Regions from separate parts of the Homo sapiens genome. Here region 2 is linked to region 1. A link is a loop called in an ENCODE intact Hi-C map of the cell type or tissue named here. Cell type or tissue: heart right ventricle. All regions are shown on one strand.

Region 1 (8,000 bases):
TAATCATTGCTTTTCACAAAACTGTTTTCATTGTTAAAGAGCTTGAGAGAAAGTTATCTGACCTAAATGTTTCCACCCATTCTTCTAGTTTTGTTATTTAAAAAAAAAAAAAAAAACGAAATCTAAGGAATGTTCCACCTGTAGGCTCTTCAAATGTTTAAAGCAGCTACAATGATTTACTTCCTAGGGCTTTCCTTCTGTATTAAACTTACGATTCAAGCATTAAAAAGGGACAGAGTATTCTCCTGCCTCAAAGAAGTTTTCTTTTCAAAGAACAGCGTTGGAGCCACGAAAGGTATGGCAAGACTATGAAAGAAGATCCTGAAATTAGAAGGTGAATGTGCTCTTAAGTAGGACCAGGAGATTGCTGTTGGGTTGTGGATAGGGCCTATGTGGACATTGATCCAGTACTGACTGTAGAGAAGGAAAAGGCAGAGTGTACACAGGGCCTTCTTTGTGGAATGATGTTGGTGTTCAGGTTGGAGAATGAAGAGGCAGGGTTGGAAATGACAATTCAGAGCGAGCAGGTGTGGCAGCCACTGTGTCAGACACTGAGCTTATCACCAGGGTTGGTCATAGTGGGACGTGTTGAGCCACTGGAAATTTCATGCCTACTGGTGATTTTTGTAAAGCAGCTCCCGGTATATCTGTATGTCTGCTGATAAAGACATACCCGAGACTGAGCAATTTACAAAAGAAAGAGGTTTATTGGATTTACAGTTCCACACGGCTGGGGAGGCCTCACACTTCTGGTGGAAGGTGAGAGGCACGAAGGAGCAAGTCATGTCTTACATGGATGGTGGCAGGCAAAAAGAGAGTTTGCAGGGAACTCCTCTTTTTAAAATGATCAGATCTCATGAGACTCATTCACTATCATGAGAACAGTGCAGGAAAAACCCACCCCCATAGTTCAAGCACCTCTCACTGGGTTCCTCTTATGACGTGGGAATTGTGGGAGTTACAATTTAAGATGAGATTTGGGTGGGGACACAGCCAAACCATATTAATGTCCAAGACAAACCTTTTGTAGCTTCAACTGCACAACCCATCACGCTGTATCTGGTGGTGGTTCCTTTTACTGAGGATTCTTTTGTCTCCTCTAAAGGAGTTTCCATGTCCTCCTGGCAGATAGCATTTTTGTTGAGGCCATGGATGCTGCTGACACATTCTTTGGTAAATGTCATGTTATATTAATAGATTTTCTCCCAGGGCCAAATGGATAACTTTAAGTTTCAATTACAGCTTTATTTCAGTACATAGTAGTGTCCAGTCTCTTGAAAACAACCAACTAAACAAATAAAAAGCTTGCCATGTACTCCTGCTGGGCCTGCATTAGGCTGGGCACTTGCTGGAGGGGTGGTGTATATTGGGGTGGGGGGCATCCTCCGTCCTTCCCCACCTTGAACTTGCTCCCCTGCACTGCCATTTTGCTCTCTTCTGTTTCTGATACCTCAGTGTTGAAGCACAATTTAGGAGCTTAGCAAGAGGGCACAGGAAAGTTCTCACTCAGCTGACACTGTCATGGGATATGTTTAAGCTGTCAAGTGTAGGAAGTGTGAAAAGCAAACTTTATCTCATTGGCTCCTGTACAAGTTGTTTAGAGGTCACCAGAGGAAATGTCTGCTTCACCTCCAAGCATATACTGATGTTCCTCCTCCGGTGATCACTTCTTTCTCAGCTGCTGGTTTTTCACTGTTATCCACCCCGATTTTCTCTGTTGGAGTCTCCTTGGTCTTCCAGGACATCTTGGGTAGAAACTAAAGTGGTTTCAGTGCAGCTCTTTTTCATTTTCCATTGGGCATTCTCATACATATTTTGTTTTAACAAACTCTGGGATCACAGACTAAACCCAATATAACTATACCAACAAAGTAGCTAGCCTTTAACATTATCAAGTGGGACTCGGGTCAGACCTGAACTCACTCTCTGTATTAGTCCTTTCTTGCCTTACTGTAAAGAAGTACCTGACACTGGGTAATTTTCAAAGAAAAGGAGTTTAATTGGCTGATGGTTCTCCAGCCTGTACAGGAAGCATAGTGGCTTATGCTTCTACAGAGACCTCAGGAAGCTTCCAGTCACCGCAGAAGGCAAAGGAGATGTGAGATGTTTTACCTGTCCAGAGTGAGGAGGAGGTGCTACGCACTTTTAAACAAACGGATCTTGTGAAAGCTCACTCACCATCCCAAGAACAGCACCAGAGGGATGGCGCTAAGCCACTCATGAGAAACTGCTCCCAGGATCCAACCACCTCCCACCATGCCCCACCTCCAACACTGGAGATTACAATTGAACATGAGATTTGGGTGGGGACACAGATCCAAATCATATCACTGTTTCTCCTTAACTCTAGAAGAGCCATATCAAGCTCTCTGAGTGGAGTCTTTCCATAGAAGCCCTTTTCTTCCACAAAGAAATCACCTTCAAACATTATCTCACCTTCAAACATTATCTCCACTCACTCCAACAAACCAATCTATAAATATGATGTTCATGAGATGTTTCAAAATAGCCCATGTTTGGAAGAAAAGGATGTACTTTCTGCTTGATTTGGCTTTGAGCCTAAAACTGCTAAAAAAAAAAAAAGTCTGTTAAAAAAATTATGTCAGTGATGTTTAGATTTGTAAATTCACATAGGCAATCAGCACCTCTTTTGGTTTATAGTATCTCTTGTATCTGGCTTTAATTGAAACCTCCAATTTAATATTCTATTACATAAGCTTTTCATGTAGAGCCTTTTACAGCTCAAAAAGTATTTTCACACACATTGTCTTTATTGATTTAATAACCATGTGAATTGGGTAAGGTTGGGAATCCTGTGACTATTTTACACCCAAGAAAACTATACAAGGTTCACAGAGAATAAGAGAATTACCAAAGGAACAGTGTGAGGTGGGCTCTCAAACCACATGTTTTGAAAAAAAAAATCTAAAGATTTTCTCCTTCTGCTACATAGCCTCTTCTCTTAACAGGGAGCTAAATATCTTTAGTTGGTACATCATTATTTTTAACACTACTTGCTCCGTAGAGTCCCTAAGGCATTTAAAATATTTTAAATGTGCAGGATCACTGTCATCCTTTTCTTCTAAGATGTTCTTATATTTTTCTTTGATTTATGTTTTGAAGGCTCCATCTTTGTTGAGGCCATGGATGCCGCTGACACATCCTTTGGTAAATGTCATGTTATAGATGTTCCAGCCATCTATTAAATTCCATCTCATGGTATCAGGATAAGAAGAGCTGAAAATTAGCTGAAATGTGGACCCTTCGTACCACAGAGCTGCTGTCATTTAGACTAAGCTGTTACTCACTAGTTTTTCCTGGAGGGAAAAAGATTTTGAAATCACTTATAATGAAGGACGCAGATAACACCGGAACCTCTTGACCTAAACTCTTGTCCTTCCTGTTGTTTTGTTTCCTTCGACAACATGAAAAACATTTAATAATGACTTTGATTACTTTATGTTTAATTTGGAGCAGGGTATTCAGCCGTAAGTTTTTGTTTCCTTTATTTGGAAACCTATGATTTTGAAGAAGGGGTGGCAGGAGAGTGAATTGGCACAAATGTTAGGTTCTATATATTACTCAAGTTTATCATTTAGTGGGGGGAAAAAGTAAGTTTACCTTGTACAGCTTGAAATTTAGTGGGCATTTATTTTCAAATGGCTATGCATTGTATTGAACTTGGAAAATTAAGATGAGTTTAGAAAAAATATCCATAACATTGGAAAATGTGCTGTGGAATACATAGTTTAGGTGAAATATGTACTAAATAATATCACAAATCTAGGAAAATGCCAGTATATATGTTCAGAAGCAGAGCCCAATACAAGTTTCATAACGATGCCACTTTTGTCTTTATTAGATGAGGCTTTCTTTGTTAAGATTAGTCAGAACAGAAGACCAAGGCAGTCAGGAGCACCCCCCCACCCTTATTTTAAGATTACAGTTTTGTGTATAAGAGTTTTGAAATAAATGCTTCATTTAGGAGACAGAAACTCGTATTGTTAAAAAGTGGAGAAAATTGGTTTACTTTAAGTTTCTCAAAGGTTTATATACCAAAACTTCTCAATATTGCCTGGCCTACTCCAAACATGCAGATTTCAGAATCTTTAAAGCACGTGTGAAATGTGCATCTTTAACTTCAGTGGGGATCAGCAAAAGGGAAGTCAAAGGAGGCTGGATGTATTAGTCCGTTCTCACGCTGCTATGAAGAAATACCGGAGACCGGGTCATAATAAAGAAAACAGGTTTGACTGACTCACAGTTCCGCATGGCTAGGGAGGTCTCAGGAAACTTACGATCATGGTGGAAGGGGAAGCAACATGTCCTTCTACACAGGGCAGCAAGAGAGAGAAGAAATGAGAACCGCACGAAGGGAGAAGCCCCTTATAAAACCATCAGATCTCATGAGAACTTAATCCCTATCATGAGACTAGCATGGGTGAAATCGCCCACATGATTCAGTTACCTCCCACCAGGTCCCTCCTGTGAAACATGGGGATTATGGGAACTAATAATTGGGTGGGGACACAGCCAAACCATATCAGCGGGGCAAGCCCAAATTTGTAAATGTTGGAAGTAATCAAGAGAAAGAGAGGACAGTGGATGTTTTTTACTTCACTAGACTCTGCCCTTTTGTGAAGCCTCCTATTATGCAATCAGTAATTTTTGCTTATTGAATATTGGATTTGATTGATTAAAAGGACAAATAAAGTACAAGATCCTGGATATGTACATTAATTAGCAAAAGTTGATACAGAGCTGTACTGTCCAATATGTCAGCCACTAGGCACATATGACTTTTTAAATTTTCATGAATTAAAATTAAAGAAAATTAAATAGTCAGATTATCAGCCACAGTGGCCACATTTCAAGGACTCACTGGGCAGTTGCAACTAGAGGCTGCTGCATTCATTGTAGTTTAGAGCATTCCTGTCAACAGAAAATTCTCTTAGATAGCACTAGTTCAGGGGATTCTCCCTGGGGCAGTCAGGTGCACCTGTTTGGATTTTTAGAACTAGTAAGTGTATTTTTCTAAAACTAGGAAGAAAGAGCTGGAAAAAAGTTACTTGGCTATTGCATAAATGGGGTGTATGGTAGGGATCGAGGGGCGGCATACTGCGGCAATTCAAGTGTTAGTAAAGTTTTATGGCTATTGAGCCCAAAGCTTAGAAATCAGACAGGCCTTGCCTTGGTCATGCAGTCAGCAGTGACAGATCAGATCTGGGACTAGGACCAAGGTTGTTAGTTTCCCAACTTATAGTTTTATCACCATATTGAATTCCTTCCAAGATGTATACTTTGGCATATAATTTTGGAACCACAAATCTTTGATTTTTATAAGACAGAGAGGCTTACAGTCTTTCCCTCCCCATACCAAGACAGGAGGGGAGGTGACTTTCTTACACAGAGAAACCTACTTCATAGGCTGCCATCTGTCAAGGACATCTCCTTCACCTTCTTATCCTCAGAGTGGGTCAGCAAGGAGACCCACCAGAAGATGATGATGGCAGGGAAACAGCTCCATGTGGCCTGTGTGAGTTCCCTGTCAGTAGCAGCTGTCTCTCAGATCCCTTTGGGCTGCAGCCTGGGTTCTGCAGCAGAAGAACTCCCAATGCCTTACATGTCTCCTTAGGACCTCATTTGTTCTCCATCCTCTTACATCTTCCCTATCTGAATAGCAGCCACCTTCCAATGCATGTGGTTCTCAATGTGAGAACACATTGGGCCTCCCGACATTTAAATGCTGAAGGTAGCACCGTGCTTCTGGACAGGAATTTATCTGCTTGAGACCACATGGTTATGGAAAATGTTATTTTGTCAATGAAATGCAAATATACATTAACCAAGTATCCTTACATTTATAGAAATTCTTTTTTATCATTATTTCTTCAAATCGGCAGAAAAGCACCAAAAAAAAGAAAAAAAGGTGTCAGAAATGACCCAATAATAATGCATTTTAGAAGTAGGTGAAAAGCAGTTTTCACAAAACTTTAGTTTACTTGAACGTTTCAAATAATACAATAGTTATTTAGTTGAAGGTTAAATTTAAGACAGTGTGACAAAGAGATACAAAATGAGCATATGCTGTTGGAAAAATGGTGCCAATAGACTTGCTCTAAGCAGGCTTGCCACAGAACATCAATTTGTAAAAAGGGCAATATCTGCAAATTACAATAAAGTAAAAGTGCAATAAAATGAGGTATGCCCACACATGTTTTAATAAGAGAAAAATTCCCGTGTACTCCTGCGAGGATCCTGGGATGAGCCCATGGGAGCTGGCTGAGTGGTAGTAACTTGCCATCCCATGTTTCAGACTGAAGTGTTAGATTTGCATGATGCTTGGGTGCCTGCACACCCTCCTGACACACAGTGATGTTTTCCCAGGTGGTTCTTCACTGTCCCATGTCAGTAGACTCCCGGTAGATCCACCCCGCCCAGTTCCATAGACAGGCTTCAGCCTGACGGCAACTACAGCTAGTGCCACTTGTCCTCAGGCTGAGACGCTTCTACGTGTAATATAAAATTCTATTATATTTTATAAGTCTGTCTTCAATATCTCTGAATACAGCATTTCTCCTCAAGTTTACACCCATTCTAAATGTAAACGCAGATTGAATCATGATTTTAAGTGTAGCGTTTGATCTCCAGGCAACATCTGTGTTTAATGACTAGAGTGTAGTGTATTTGGAACCATCAAGAAGGGACTAGTACAGCAGTAATACAGCAAATAACAGCTCCAACCCCTGTCTTTGTCCAGGGTAGAAACTGGTGGATGCAAAGTAAGTGTGTAAAAAGAACACACTTTGCATGCAGTTCCTTTCTTTCTCTACACATTATTTGTGAGATTGCAATACAAAAGAAAATACGCCAGGAACTCAGATCACTGAGAATGTTTGTACGTATTCTGGGATAATGAGTCAGTACAATATCTGACTCATTATCAAACTGAGAATGGATTTCCTGTTTTTGATAAGGTAACCAAGTTCCTCTTCCTAGATGTGTGACCTTTGGCAAGATCCTTAACCTTTCAGAACCTCTTTTCTTATTCTCAACTTCTTTCCTACCCCTAAATCTGAGTGTGTCTGTGCACTTTTCTCTTGGGCAGGGATAGTTGGAAGCTGACAAGCAATGATGGAATAAATAATCAAATGCACATAAAGCAATTTGCTTAGGACCTGATTCCCACTTAGTGATTCCTACTTATGATTCTTAGTTTCTTTCCCTGATTCTCCCCATGTTTCTCTTTGTGGTTGCTGTTGTTATTTTGTATCTCAGGTGTACCATGTTGGATTCTATGGTTCTTGTACAACACTGTATCAATATTTGTCCAAGCCTGACCCTCTTTATGCATTTATTTCTCTTTTTCTTTCTTCATTTTCTGATTACCTTCCCTTGTCCCGTTAAATTCAAAAAGCATTTAATACCTACTATGTGTGGAAATCCATGATCTGAAGTAGAAGCTGTAAGTGGTTCCAGAGCCAATATGACCATCATCCTTATTCAGCTCATGTGCAGATGTTGGTAACACCAAGCATCCACTTGTATTCTTTGGTTTCAGTACCAGAAATAGCAAAGAAATATGCAAATGGTTTGTGTGATTTATGTAATTAATCCCACTTCCCTTTCCTATGCTTGCTGGAAAGCTTAGAAACAAATAGGTGTCCTGCCTCTAGCAAGCACATGAAACTTCGGGAACTGACCTGGGACTGGAACGTCACCCCCGACTGGGTCAACATTTCCTACCCTTCTGTTCCTCGGTCAGCCCACTCCCCTCCACAGATATCTTCACTTGCTTGTATTGTTATGGGCTGTTTCACGTTCTTTCTGAATGAAACGTGGTGTAAAGGAACAAATAAGCTTACAAATGTTGCAGGGATGCATTGTGTAAACCCATTTTCACCTGAGAATGAGGCCAATCCAGTTTAAACTAGAATCATGTTATTTGGATTTTGCCTGTTCCCTGATGTCCTCTTTGGTGTCTACCATCTCTGGTCTAG
Region 2 (8,000 bases), 200 kb before region 1:
GTCAAGCATGCGCAGTAAGAAAATTATCTTCCTGGATGAAGTCATTGCAGATGTTCGAAATCCATGTCAAGCATGCGTAGTAAGAAAATTATCTTCCAGGAGGAAGTCATTGCAGATTTTCGAGATGCACTTGAAATAAGTATTTCAACATTTTTAGTTTCACATCTGTGGCCAGCTAAAATAGTTTCCACGTGAGTTTACAGCGAAGTTTCATCCAAATATCCTTGGAATTCTAACAACACTTCTTTCTAGGACTAAAGAAAATTCAGCATCTGAATTAAAAGAAGGTGCCTGTGGTCCTTATCAAATATTTGACTTACGTTAAGAATAATCTATACTCTATTATTTCTTCTTCCCCAGAAGATTTCTTCTTATTTAACTTCTGTTTTTATAGATTTATATTTATTACACTTTAATTTTTTGTACCATCTCTACCCTAAAAAGTGTTAAGTTTTACTCCTATTATGTTAACAAATAGTCAAATAATACTAAACTGACCGTTAATATACCTTAGCAGGGCTGGGCATTGTGGTTCATGCCTGTAATCCCAGCACTTTGGAAGGCCGAGGTGGGTGGATCAGTTGAGGTCAGGAGTTCGAGATCAGCCTGGCCAACATGGCAAAACCCCGACTGTACTAAAAAAATACAAATATTAGCCAGGCGTGGTGGGGGCATCTATAGTCCTAGCTACTCAGGAGGCTGAGGCAGGAGAATCACTTGAACCCGGGAGGCGAAGGTTGCAGTGAGCTGAGATTGTGCCAGTGCACTCCAGACTGGGTGACAGAACGAGACTCTGTCTCAAAAAAATCCAAATATATATATATATATAAGGTGTGTGTGTGTGTGTGTGTGTGTGTGTGTGTATATATATATATATATATATACCTTAGCAGTATAATCACCATGTGGCATTCCCCTCCAAAAAGTCAGAATCATTGGAAAGATTTCTTTAAAAAACTAAAAATTTCTTTAAAGAAATTTAGGTACAAACTGATTATTATTATTTTTCACTATTTGGTGTTATACATTTAATTTTTAAAAAGCAGTTAACGAAAGAGTGAATTATTAAGATTTTGGAGTCAGAACTGGACTCTTTCCCACGTTATGTAGGATCTCATGAGGTTAAAGGAGTTTCCAACATTTACGGGAAATGAACATTGGCGCTATTACCCAGCTCTTGAAGTTAATCCAACATTATTAGGTTAATGATAGCATTGCTATTCTTGCAAGCATTGGCAATCTCCAGAGATAAACCTAAGAAAAAACAAAAATACTGTCTCACCTTGAGCCTGCACTAAGTGAGAATCTTATGCAACTAGCCAAAATTAGACAGGCAAAGGCCAAATGCCAGTGCAGAGAAACTCTGCAATAAAGCCAGCCATGGGGTTGTTACCCTAGTGCAAAGAGTATGTAGGAAGCTCAGAAAATTAGGAAGTTTGTTTAGCTTTTTACTGAGGAGTGGGGAAAGCTTTGGACTCCACTAGGCCTGTGTTTGAATTCCAGCTTTACCACTTATTAGAAGGATAATCTTGGCTAAGTTACTTATCTTCGCTGAAGTTCTGGTTGCTTATTTGTAAATTGAGAATATTAATGTCTGGTTTATACAGATATTAGTAGCAAATTAACATGCTTTTGCCAAGTATCTGCTGCAATACACACTGGTTACCAAGAAATTGGTAAATGATTAAAATGAATCATCGGACACCTTTTAGACTGGGTAGAGGGAATGCAAATGGGCTGTGTGTACGTCTATTTTGTTTTCTTTCTTAAATGAGCATGCCAAGATGCAAAGGTTTTTTATTTCTTTTAATCATTGTTTGATACTTGGAAATGCCTCACTTCCAGTCAGAGGCTCTGAACAGCAACTAGTATTTTCCTAGATGAAGAATTACTGATTATTTCCCCATGGGCAATCATTACCTAGGGAAGAAGGTAGCTTTGCTCATCACCTGCACCCACCGGTGCCCCAGCTCTTCTTGGTGGCTTCTTTCAACAGGATTAAGCTGTGCTCCAACTGCCTTCTTGCTATTTGGGCTCCTATATGTTGTGTGGCCCATCCCAGCCCTGCGCACACCACCCTCACTGAGCTAGGAGGCATTTGGAGAACACAAACTAGCCTGCACTTTGGCAGGACTCACACATCCATTCAAAACAAGAAGTGATCGGGAAGGGCTAGCACCTTACTTTCTCCTCATTTACATAAAATGTCTAAGAATTGAGGGTCAGGTTTTTTTGTTTTTTTTTTTTTTTTTCTGGAGGAACTGAAAGGATTTTAAAATGAAGCTTTGGGTGTTGGGGACAAAAAGTGTCTGGGGTCTTGGCCTCTGTGACTTTCTTTTAGGGACTTTGGACTGGACAGTGGGTAAGTCTTTCAGTTCCTTTGCCAGGGCATCAGACCCCCATACCCGACTTTATATTCTACATTTGGGCTGAGTCTGTTCTGTGCCAGATGCTGGGCCAGATGCTGGCATCCCAGCAGAGTAGAGAAGGGCCCCCTGGGCACATGTAATGCAGATACTGGAGAAGAGAGAGGGGTCCAGGGTGAGGTGGTTCATGTCCCTCCCCGAGCACAGTACGTGGCACAGAGAGGCTCCACCCATGGCAGCAGTGTTGTTAAGACATCTGTCCTTGGAGACCTCTGAAAGCTCCACCCATGGCAGTGGTGTTATTAACACACCTGTCCTTAGAGACCTTTGGCTTGGGAGTCAGTCACCTTTTGACCTGAGTTAGGAAATTCCTAGGGTCAGGCTCAGAAAAGCTGCCCCTCAACCTTGCTGTGTGCTAAGTGAGGAAGTAGTGCATTTAATTTTCATTTTCTTATTAAACCCTCTGGCTTTTTTCATCAGGATAGAAACATAGTTAGAGACCCAAAATTGGATAGAAACGTTGTTAGAGATCCGTAAGTGTCACTCTTGATAGAAATGAAAGATGACGATTGGAGCTTTCCTTGTGCTGGGTGTCTTGGGAAGCTGGACCTGGGCCCTAGAGGTCAGAGAGGAAGGGTGTCTGTCTCCTCAGGCGCCTTCCTCGGCCTAGCCCCACACTGCCCAGAGTCGCTGCCAACACCCTCCTCCTGCAATGAAACCTGGTCCATTGCCACTGCAGTCCCCAGGGCCAGCCCGAAGAACATAATTAACTCAAGAATTGCATGAATTCAGCCTTCTCCTAAAATAACACCCCAGTCACTGACAACCACACGAGTTTACCTCAGTTCTCTGCTTTGCAGAGAATATTTTTGTGTTGTTGGCTCTGCCTTCCCCACGAGACCGTGTGTTTTACAAGGACCTTGTCTGTCACGTTCACTGTTGTGTTCCCCAGCACTCAGAGGAATTCCGCCATGGAGTTAGCACAGACAGCGCTGGTTGGAGGAATGAGTGAGTGCATCTACTCAGCCAGAGGCCACCTTGTTTCATTGCTTGTCCTCCCATGCAGATTTCCACCTGACGCATTCTTCTGTGCTTTTCCTGGCAATAAGGTGAAGAAAAGGCAGCATTCGAAGGATGTTTAGAACACCATTTCAGATACCACACTTGTGTGGCTTTCATGATAAAATGCTCTGTTGATTCCACTTTTAAGTCTTCATACTTTAGACTTTGAGGTACACACCTTGGCTAAGAACCTTAGGGACTATTTGCAGACAAGTGGAAAATTTCTCTCTCTCTCTCTCTCTCTCTCTCTCTCTCTCTCTCTCTCTCTCTCTCTCTGTGTGTGTGTGTGTGTGTGTGTGTTGTGAGGAGGGTTTATAAGAATAAACACTAGACCATTAATTTTTATTTTCTTCTTAACTTCAATAATTTGAGCAATTATTATCGTTGTTTCTCAATTTCTCTGTATGAACAACAAAAATTATTCGTAACAGCCTTCTCACAATAAGATTAGAGAATTTGTGCTTGTAAATTGAGCTTAAGAACTATTACTAAGGAAAAAAATAAGCTTTTGTTGAGAATAATAACCTTTAGTATAAAAATTATCACAGCCTTCCAGTAAACATTTGGTTGGAGAAATTTTTTTTTTTTTTTTTTTTTGCTTATTTTTTCTTAGTGTGTAATTACTGGATTTTCAATTCTTGTTGCCTTTATGAACCTTCTAAAATGTTTCATTCATTTTATTCACATCATTGCTTCAAAAATTCTATTAGCATATTTTGTAGTGTGCACCCTAGTATAGTAATACTTTTGTGTAACTTAAAAATAAATAAATAAATGAATCTATATTTGGGGTCCCTGCTCAAGTCGACTTTTTAATTAACTTCCATTTTAAATTGTGGACACAGAGAACAAGGTATTTACATCATTTAGAAAAGACAGGGATTCTGCCTTGGGGAGATAATTGAATGCAATGTTACCTTATTGACGTAGTCTATATTTATTTGAGAGTGACTTCTGCGTCTGCTTAGTCATAAAACATTACCCTGCAAAAAAGGTTTAGATTGAGTTTGAAACTATAAAATCATATTTTAGATTTTGATTGGAATCTCAATACAACCTACCAATTTTTCTTTCTCCATCTGTGTTCATCTGTCTGTCTCTGTCCCTTATACCTGCGCACACACATGCATACACGCACATATGTGCACACGTACGTACACGCATATTTCACAGACAGGCTGGGGCGGAACCCAGCACAGGCACGGGGATGTGCAGGGCAGCCTCCTGAGGGCCAGCCCAGTGCTGGACCCAAACCATTCTGGGAGTCCAGGGAACACCAAGCTCAGCCTTACCAGACCCACCAGAGGAATCAGCAAGATGAAGAGAACCCACCTCTGACAAGTACGAGTGGACTTTCTCATGTTTCTGTTTTGTGGCAGGAGCAGAGACAAGATTTCACATTAGGTGAAAATATTTCAGTTACATAACATATAGTTTCACATAAACTATAGGGTTAAAAATGAGTTTAATTTTTAGTATAAATATACTTTTAAACTTGACATAAAATTATATGTTTTTATTATATACCACGTGCTGTTTTGAAGTAGACAGACACTGTGGCACGGTTAAATTTAGCAAATTATCAAATGTATTACCTCACTTAGTTAGCATTTTGCTGGGAGAACACACCATCCAGTCTCTCAGCATTTTCCACAATACATCGTCATTAACTGTAGTCCCCATGCATGCAGTGTAATTTAAGTCAGCTAAATATTTAATGATTGAGTCACTAGGAGATGGTTGACTCTATATTTATATGTATCCTGCATCTGCATAGGCACCTCTTTTTTTAAAAAAAATCAAAATACAATTGGCGGGTTAGTCATTTATAGAAATTGATTTTTCCAAGATTATACTGAGCTTGTCATTCTCAATAGGACAAGAGGACCTATTTTACTTATTTTGACATAGATGAAATTTGAAGTTACTTTTTGAAAAACTTTGGAATCTGAAACTTTTTTTTTTAGGGAAAAAACCGAACTGAATAACATTCAAGTTGGTTTTTAAAAGATTGAAATTAATTTCCTTTTGTTCAGAAAACAATATATCATTTTTATTTTCCCAAAGAAATCTGTGAAGGACCAAAAAGTCAGGGATGGATTCAAGCAGAATGAAGGTAATAAACTTTCCCTCCCACTCCATCGTGTCTGCATGAAACTCAGTAATGAGCACAGGAAGGCCTCTGCCTGTGGTCAGCCTTGTGAAGATGAGAAAGGAGAGCGGGAAAGGACCTGCTGAAATAGCGCGCAGTCAAGTTATTTAAACACCACGGTGTCACATTTGATGTTTGGGATGAGTTAGATCTAACAGATGTTATCCTCCTCAGGATAGTGCACATATCAAAGGGAGCAGTAAAAAGCCACCGCAATTAGCTCTACAAGCCGTTAATGATATTATCAGGTTGGTTATTAATAAGTAATAGAGAAAGTTTTTGTGTGGTGACATTTATGTATGATTGTCTTCCTGTTTTATTACTGGAATGACTAGCTAATATAAAAGCTGTTAAATGGTTCTCTTTTTGCTTTATACCATGTTGGGCGTACAGGGGTTGCAGATAACTGGTGTGTTTATGTTATCTGGGTGAAGTGGCATGCAAACCTGCTACCATTGGTGGTTAAAACTTAGTTTATTACTCAATTCCTTGAGGGAATGGGGACATACTCCCTATTTCACTTTCATGTGAGTTCCATAAGTATCTTGATGGTATTTTCAGGTTTTTTAAAAAGATAATTAATATGATTCTGTATGTCTTTGTTAAAGAAATAGAATAGGCTGCAGGAGTTAAATTTCATGAGGGGGGAAATACTATGTCTAAAACTACTTAAGTCATGACTTTACTGTGATATAAACATAGGCCCCTTCATACTAAAGTGGGACACAGAGCAACAAAAGGGAGGGGAAGGCAGGGTATTTTAGTGAAAATAAAGACTTCGAAGCTAATGTAATGCTGCCTCTGATGCCTACTTACTCTACTTCCTTAAACAAATCATTTCTCCTCTCTGCATTGCAGCTTTCTGACCTGTGAAATAGGAAAAAGTAATACCCGCCATATAAGACAATTTAAAGAAATGCAGCGTGTAATAAATATTTGCTGGTATCACAGGCACAGCTCATTTTACCATGCTTCCCTTTAGCATGCTTTGCAGATAATGAGTGTTTTTTTTTTTTGTTTTTTTTTTTTTTTACAAATTGAAGCTTTGTGGCAACCCTGTATCAAGCAAGTCTATTAGCAGCACCATCTTTCCAACAACATGTGCTCACTCTATCTCTATCATTTGGTAATTCTTGCAATATTTTAAAGTTTATCACTTTATCTGCTTTGGTGATCTGTGAGCGGTGATCTTTGATCTTATTGTTTTGGAGTGCGATGAACTGCTCCCTTACAAGGTGGCAAACTTAATGTGTGTCTTCTGACTGCTCCACTGACCAGCAGTTCCCCCACCTCTCTTCCTCTCCTTGGGCTTCCCTATTCTCGGAGACAAAATAATATTGAAATCAGGCCAGCTAATAATCCTACAGTGGCCTCTGAGCATTCAAGTGAAAGGAGGAGTTGCAAATCTCTCACTTTAAATCAAAAGCTAGGAATAATTTAGCTCAATGAGGAAGCCATGTCCAAAACTGAGACAGGTTGAAAACTAGGCCTCTTGTGCCAAATAGCCAATTTGTGAATGCAAAGGAAAAATTCTTGAGGGAAGTGCTACTCCAGTGAACACATAAATAATATGAATGTGAGACAGTCTCATTGCTGATGTGGAGAACATTTTAGTGGTCTGAATAGAAGTTCAAGCCAGTTACAACATTCCATTGAGCCAAGACCTGATTCAGACAAGGGTCTAACTCTTTTTAATATCATGAAGGCTGAGAGAGGTGAGGAAGATGCACAAGAAACATTTGAAGGTAGTAGAGGTTGGTTGATGAAGTTGAAGGAGAGAAGCCATCTCCACTGCATAGACATGTAAGGTGAAGCAGCAAGTGCTGATGTAGAAGCTGCAGCAAGTCACCCAGAAGTTCTGGTTATGATCATCGATGAAGGTGACAACAGTAAACAACAGATCTTCAGTGTAGATGAAACAGCCTTCTATTGGAAGATGCTATCCAGGACTTTCATAGCTAAAGAGAAAAAATCAATGCATGGCTTCAAAGCTTCCAAGAACAGCCTGCCCTTTTGTGAAGGGCAAATGTACCTGGTGACTTTAAGTTGAAGCTAATGCTCATTTACCATTCTGATAGTCCTAGGGCCCTTAAGGATTATGCTGAATCTACTCTGACCTTGCTTTGTAAATGCAACAACACAGCCTGGATGATGGTACCTGTGTTTAGGGCATACTCGAGTGAATATTTTAAGTCCACTGTTGAGCCTTACTGTGCCCTAATGCTCAGAAAAAAATGACTCTTCAGAACATTACCACTCATTCATGATGCAGCTGGTTACCCAAGAGCTCTGATGGAGATGTTCAAGGAGGTGAATGTTGTTTTCATGCTTGCTAACATAACGGTCATTCTGTAGCCCATGAATCAAGGAGTAATTCTAATTTTCAAGTCTTATTATTCAAGAAATACATTTCATTAGGC

The links. A loop is a pair of places that touch in the nucleus more often than their neighbours do. Peaks named below come from ENCODE experiments on the same cell type or tissue, not always from the same donor. Only the 100,000 strongest peaks of a DNase experiment are listed, where the experiment ranks them.
Region 2: it touches region 1 in a loop (2.3-fold over the local background); 3 of 110 quality-filtered maps call a loop at or near these places.

What each region holds. Positions count from the first base shown.
Region 1 is chr6:162,180,895-162,188,894 of GRCh38, reverse strand. All of the region lies in intron 4 of PRKN (parkin RBR E3 ubiquitin protein ligase), which reads left to right. Among named protein-coding and RNA genes, the nearest start is that of LNCR-SMAL, 50 kb to the left of the region's middle. In heart right ventricle, no CTCF peak of the experiment used is centred here; no DNase peak of the experiment used is centred here; H3K27ac peaks cover 2,924 bases.
Region 2 is chr6:162,383,260-162,391,259 of GRCh38, reverse strand. All of the region lies in intron 2 of PRKN (parkin RBR E3 ubiquitin protein ligase), which reads left to right. The region is part of intron 1 of LOC105369171 (a long non-coding RNA gene); the gene reads left to right. Among named protein-coding and RNA genes, the nearest start is that of LNCR-SMAL, 150 kb to the right of the region's middle. In heart right ventricle, no CTCF peak of the experiment used is centred here; DNase peaks (open chromatin) are centred at 3,097 and 3,281; H3K4me3 peaks cover 483 bases; H3K27ac peaks cover 5,244 bases.